Linked DNA regions of Mus musculus: region 2 is linked to region 1. The links are chromatin loops, found by intact Hi-C in ENCODE. Cell type or tissue: heart. All regions are shown on one strand. Each heading gives the region's core, and the rest is flanking DNA. Links, peaks and the distances in the headings are about the cores only. Region 1 holds the start of Lgr4 (leucine-rich repeat-containing G protein-coupled receptor 4). Region 2 has its middle 7.6 kb from the start of Gm30258.

Region 1 (2,871 bases), core at 1-2,500:
AACAGGGGGCCGCATGGGGGAAGAGGTCACGTGAAAGGCTGCCAAGGGCAAGCGTTTCCAGCATCCTCCCTCCTGGCCCTAAATGCACTTGCGATTTGAGGTGGGGGGTGGGGGGTAGGAGGTAGTAATTGCACCCCCCCCCCCAAAAAAAAGCTGCAAAAAGAAAAAGCTCCTAGAGGTTCAGATTCAAAGTGGCTAAGTCTGGAGAGGCCAGCATACGGGAAAGGGGGCCAATCCCCCTGACCCTCCAACACACACACACACACACACACACACACAGGTGATTCGTGCACCCCCAGGGCGCTGGGGTTGGGGGCTGGGGTCGAGCCCTGGCTCCGCCCCGCAGCGCCCGCGGGTCCCTCAACCCGCAGCCCGGTCGCCCGCACTCACAGTGCTTGGGTGAAGGCGCTGAGCCCCTCCGGTACCGCCGTCAACCCCTTCCCGGAGCAGTCCACCCGACGGTCGCCGTCGCAGCTGCAGGGCGCAGCGCAGAGAGGTGGCGCCGCGCCGCTGGGCCCGGCCGAGCCGAGCAGCCCCAGGGCGAAGAAGCAGAGCAGCCGCAGCGGGCCCGGCATTGCTGCGGCCGCCGCCCGCGCCCGCCTCTCCCGCGGCTCCTCTCGCTCGACTCGCCTCCGCTGCCCTCCGCCGCACCGCGCCGCACCAGGGGCAGCCGGCCTGCGGGGCTCGGGGCCCGGGCGCCGTCCCTCGGCGGTCCGCGTGCGCTCGCTTCCTTCAGCAGTCTGCCGCCGGAGCGTTAGGACGCGGCGCTCCGCAGTTTCTCCCTTCCCGCTGCTCCATGGACGCGCACCGGCAGCCCCGCGGCTCAGGCCAGCCGACCCGGCCCAGAGCGGCTGCCCGGGCCGCGCGCTGCCATCGCCGCCGCCTCCTGTCCCGGGCCTCCTCCAGCCGCACAGCTCCTCAAGGTTGCGGAGCGCAGCCTCCAGCCATGCCGGCCAGGCGTCCCAACCCCCGCCCCAGCTCTCACAAACACCCTGGTTGTCCGCGCTCTCCCCGAGGCGGCTCCCGCTCCGCGCGTCCTTTTCCCTTCTAGGGTTGCACGCTCGCCTCGGGAGCCCCTGGCCGCCGGGTTATGCAAATCATTTAGGTACATGCAAAACTAACCCCGCTCCGGGAGCGCTATTGGTCAGGGGAGGTCTCGAGCTCATTACTATGCAGGCAGTGGAGCCATTATTGGTCAAGAGGAATGGGGCGTGTTTCTCTGGAATGAGTGACAAGGTTGTGCTGCTGCTGCTGGGGCTGGTAGTGGAGGTTCAAGTAAAAGCCCTGACTTGGCTGGATCTGCATGTCAGGTTGTGTATTGAAGGTAGACAGATCGGAAGACCAGGAGTCTGCTGTTTCCCTCCCCCACCCAGTTTTTTTCTCCCCTCCGCAGAAATTGGATCTCCTAAATTGGATGACCTGAAAAGTAAAACTCGCCTCCAGCTTTCAGACGTGTCAAATGACTCTTCGCTGTTCTTAAGGGCAAGGGCACTGAGAGCTTTGCAAACAGAGGAAAGAAATGGGGGTGGGGGTGGGGGTCGAAAAGGAGGGAGAAACATTTCTTTCTATCTGATCCAAATTTTTGAGTTCAACCGTGCACTAAATTAAAACAGCGTGACCCCTCCTGTATCTCACATCACCTCTGAGATCTTAGTACCCTTTTTCATTCACACTTGGGAGCTAAATTAGCGGTTAATCATCCATGACACCAATCAGACTTCTTTCTCCCTAAACACAAGGATGTTGAGGAGTCCAGCCAAGGAGGTGCCGGTTAACCAGCACTGGAAGAGAACATTTGAGTGCCAGCTGACTGCCCCTGAGACACCAGAAACAACTTGTGTGTTAACTATCAGCATCCCTTCCTTTTTCCCACATAATGTTTATAGAAAAAAAAAAATCAGCATTCTCAGTGCCTCTTTTCTTGCTTTCTCCTAGGCCTTTGGTTGTTTTTACTCTAGATTGTACACATTTTTAATGAACCCATTACATTAGAGCAAGAAGAGCATTAAAATATCTATACTGTATAAAGTTAACTAGCCACCTCATGCAAATAAAAAAAAAAGAAAATGTAAATAAATTAACGAAAAGCTAGCCGATTTCCTAAATAAAAAAAAAAAAATCTACCATCTCTACATTAAAGAATATGCTAAATAATAATAAAGTCAGGTTGAATCCATATACTCTAAAGTTATGCTAATGGATAAATAAATACAGACAAGTTTTAAGAAAGATGAATTTCCTCACTATAAGGTTGAAAGAGAACTTTAAAAAGAAAGACCAGTGGCGCTCAGACTTTATAGACAAGGCCTCAGAATCTCTTGGATACCATGTTCTTCTGCCCTCTGCCCAAGATCATCTCACTCCTGGTCTAGTTAGTATTTCAGAAGCCTCCGCAACTTGTTTTTTGTTTTTGTTTTTCCATTTCTATTACTTTTCAGCCAATTTCATGAGTAAATAAAGTGAGGAAAAAGTCTAATTCTAATTGATACTTAAAGTCTTTTTTTTTTTTTTTTTTTTTTTTTTTTTGGTTTTTTGAGACAGGGTTTCTCTGTATAGCCCTGGCTGTCCTGGCACTCACTTTCTAGACCATGCTGGCCTCGAACTCAGAAATTTGCCTGCCTCTGCCTCTCAAGTGCTAGGATTAAAGGCGTGTGCCACCATGCCCAGCTAAAATCTTCTTTCTTAAAAAACACAACTCCTTCTAAGGTATACTTTTTGTTATATTAAGGTAACTATACACTTCATGGATGCTTTTATTTCTGACAAATATTTATGTTGACAGAGTTTTGCTATGTAATCTAGACTGAACTCAACTCACCATCCTCCTGCCTCAGCTTCATGAATGCTGGAATAATAGTATGAATCACCATG
Region 2 (2,914 bases), core at 230-2,729, 150 kb before region 1:
TAGTGCCCGGAGCCTTAGCACACATCTGTAATCCCCGTGCTGCAGAATCAAAGCCAGGAGATCTCTGAGGCTCTCTGTCCAGCCAGATTAGCCAATAGGCCAACCCTGTGTTCAGTCTCAAAGCCATAGGATGCCAAGTGATTGTGGGAGACAGCCATGTCAATTGATGGCCTTCACATACACACTCACACTTGTATGAATACATTCATGGAAAACACAAACTCCTACATATAGTACACACATATGCCCACATTCTCACAAAATAATAATTAATAAATAATGAAAATCAAAAGAGAGGAGCAAGCTAAGTCCCAGCACTCCCTCTCTGCTTCCTGAGTGCAAACACAATGTGAGCAGTGGCCACACTTTCCTGCTGCCGTAACTTCCTCTCCATGATGACTGGCACCTCTGAACTGTGAGCCAAGATAAACAAACCCTTTCTTCCTTGAGTTATTTTTGTCAGGTATTTTTCCATAAAAGTGTGAAACTGATACACAAGTCCACCTTCTCCAAATAAATGTGGGTAAAAACGTCGTAAATTGTAAGAGTTTTGAGCTCCTTCTAAGCATCGTTCTTCTTGGTGTGGTACATGAATCTGGTCACTGGTGTTCCACCCTGCACAAAGAGAGCTCAGTGGACCATGTGTGTGTGTGTGTGTGTGTGTGTGTGTGTGTGTTTGTGTTTTTTTGTGTGTGTTTGTGTGTTTGTTTGCATATATACATATGTACATACGGAGTAGATGTGTGTCTGTCTGAATCAAAGAGAGAAAGAAATGGAACCTGAAAAGGGGATGAATATCCCCAGTATTCTGATTGCCTAACACCAAGTCCAATGTCTTTCACTGTATTATGCCTTTTCTATCAGACTGTCCTGGTTACATACCCTGTCTTGTTACATACCCTGTTATGTAACAGTAATCCCCTTTTAAGTTACCAAGATTCCTCTCATATCAACCCTACCATGACACTTTTGAGGGCTATGGGGGCACCAACAGAAAAGTCAAAGCTAACAACATACTTTCTCTTCTTGCTGGGTATAAAATTTCACGTGTCACAAGGAATAATTTTACTAACAAAAAAATGTTTTTTTGCTGCTTTTGACTTTCTGGTAAGTTCCATTGCTCTATTCTATGCCTCCCATATTTCAAAATTGATTCTCAGGGCTGATGAGATGGCTCAGTGGGTAAAGGAGCTTGTTGCCAAGTCTAGCCACCTGAATTCGAACCCTGGACTTCACATGCTGTGAGAAGAGAACCAACTCCAACAAATTGTCCTCAGTGCACACAGGTTCCATGGTGCATAGACACATACACTGAATTTTAAAACGTAGTAAAAATATTTAAATTGATTTTCTATGAACTAAATTCAAATTCACCTTTAAAAGTTGGAAGGAAGACCGTTAGTAACAAAGGTGTTTTGTTTTGTTTTGTTTTCCTACTTAAAAAAAAGCATCAGTGTGGGACTGGAGAGATGGCTTCCTGGTTAAGAATGTGTACTCATAACTGTATTATTTTTGAAGAAGTGATTCTTCATAGAGGCCTCAAGCTTTCAAGAGTAGATGCCATTGGCTTCTCTCTCCCCTGAGTCCTAAAGCTCCCTCTAGTGACCATGACTATGTGCCAACAACAGATCTGGATAGTAAACACATTCTAAATTACCCTGCTTTAAATAACAGCTTGTGTCTATACTATAGAATCTGTAGCATTTCCACAAATGTCAGCTCATTTAGTACAAGGCTTATGAACTTGTAGTCAATACAGTAAACTGAGGCTGAGAGGTAGTCTGGCCCTGCACAGTTACTTGGCTGGAGGTAAGAAACCAGGGCTAGAAGCAGCCAGATCTTCTGAAGTCCCTCATATTGCGGTCCTGCATTTTCCACAACAAGCATGTAAAGTCACCCATGGATATTCACATAGACTCTGCTATCCGTTCCACTGATAGAAGCACTTTCAAGAGAGTTACAGACATGATTCTTGACTTTCAGGACAAGAATTAAGCACGTCTACTTCCAAAGGATTCTATGCAGTTTCAAGGATTTCTGGATCCTGCAGGATTCCAAGGACTCCAAGTTAAGATTCCCCTCAGCATCCGAATGCAATCTTGTGATACCGAGAAGTTAAGGAAGATGAAATTTGAAGTTCTTTACTCTTCCCCTTAATTATGATGTTTCCCAGACTTATTTAGTTGTCTCTTCAGCTCATACTCAGACCACTTAAAATGATTAAAGAAATTAGTATCTATTTGCTAAGGTTTAAGGGAAAGTGAGTGAATGCTGTCCCCATGGAATCCTAGTGTTCCCACAGGCGTGTCTAAGATTAGCAACAGACTGAGATATTCAAGAAAAGTAGCAATTTGGAAGCATTTCCCCCCTCAAATATAAAAACATACCGCAGTCTAACTGGCTGGTTCAGTCTAACTGAAATGGTGACATCATGAATACAGAATGGCTTTATTCAGTGATGGCAACTCAGTGCTGCTTCGAAATTCCTAGGGCTTTTCAACCTGGTATTTTCAACGGCTGTAGAAAAGCCAGAATGAACAGTCACGGATCACTAATTCACCTAAATATCTGCCCCTCTCCCATGACTTAACTCAAGTTTAGTTTTATTGTGTGTCGGGGGTCGGGTGGGGGGGGGGATGGACTTTTACCATGTGTCCTAAACTAGCCTCCAACTTGCTGTGTGTTCTTCCCAAGTCTTCTCCATAAACAGCCCATTCATTCATGTTCCTAACAGCCCAAGCTGGCCGGAGTGCACATCCAACAAATATTTAATGATTGAATGTATAAATGGTCTTTATTGGGTCAACTTCTCTGGGAGCCTTTTATATCCTTTCCTCTAGTCAACCAGTGGTCCTTCCTTACCTATGGCATTCCCTTAGAACCTTCCACACACAACTTTCCTAATGCCATGACC

The links. Hi-C counts contacts between places; a loop is a spot of excess contacts. Peaks named below come from ENCODE experiments on the same cell type or tissue, not always from the same donor. Only the 100,000 strongest peaks of a DNase experiment are listed, where the experiment ranks them.
Region 2: it touches region 1 in a loop (2.3-fold over the local background); 7 of 42 quality-filtered maps call a loop at or near these places.

What each region holds. Positions count from the first base shown.
Region 1 is chr2:109,915,825-109,918,695 of GRCm38, reverse strand. It overlaps Lgr4 (leucine-rich repeat-containing G protein-coupled receptor 4), which reads right to left and starts at 1,049. Exons shown (of 18, transcript NM_172671.2): 1 at 391-1,049. The coding sequence starts at 575. In heart, for the core only: a CTCF peak has its summit at 1,084; a DNase peak (open chromatin) is centred at 1,105; H3K4me3 peaks cover 1,792 bases; H3K27ac peaks cover 1,891 bases.
Region 2 is chr2:110,061,972-110,064,885 of GRCm38, reverse strand. It overlaps a transcript of Ccdc34 not described here. Among named protein-coding and RNA genes, the nearest start is that of Gm30258, 7.6 kb to the left of the region's middle. In heart, for the core only: a CTCF peak has its summit at 1,610 (motif pointing left); no DNase peak of the experiment used is centred there.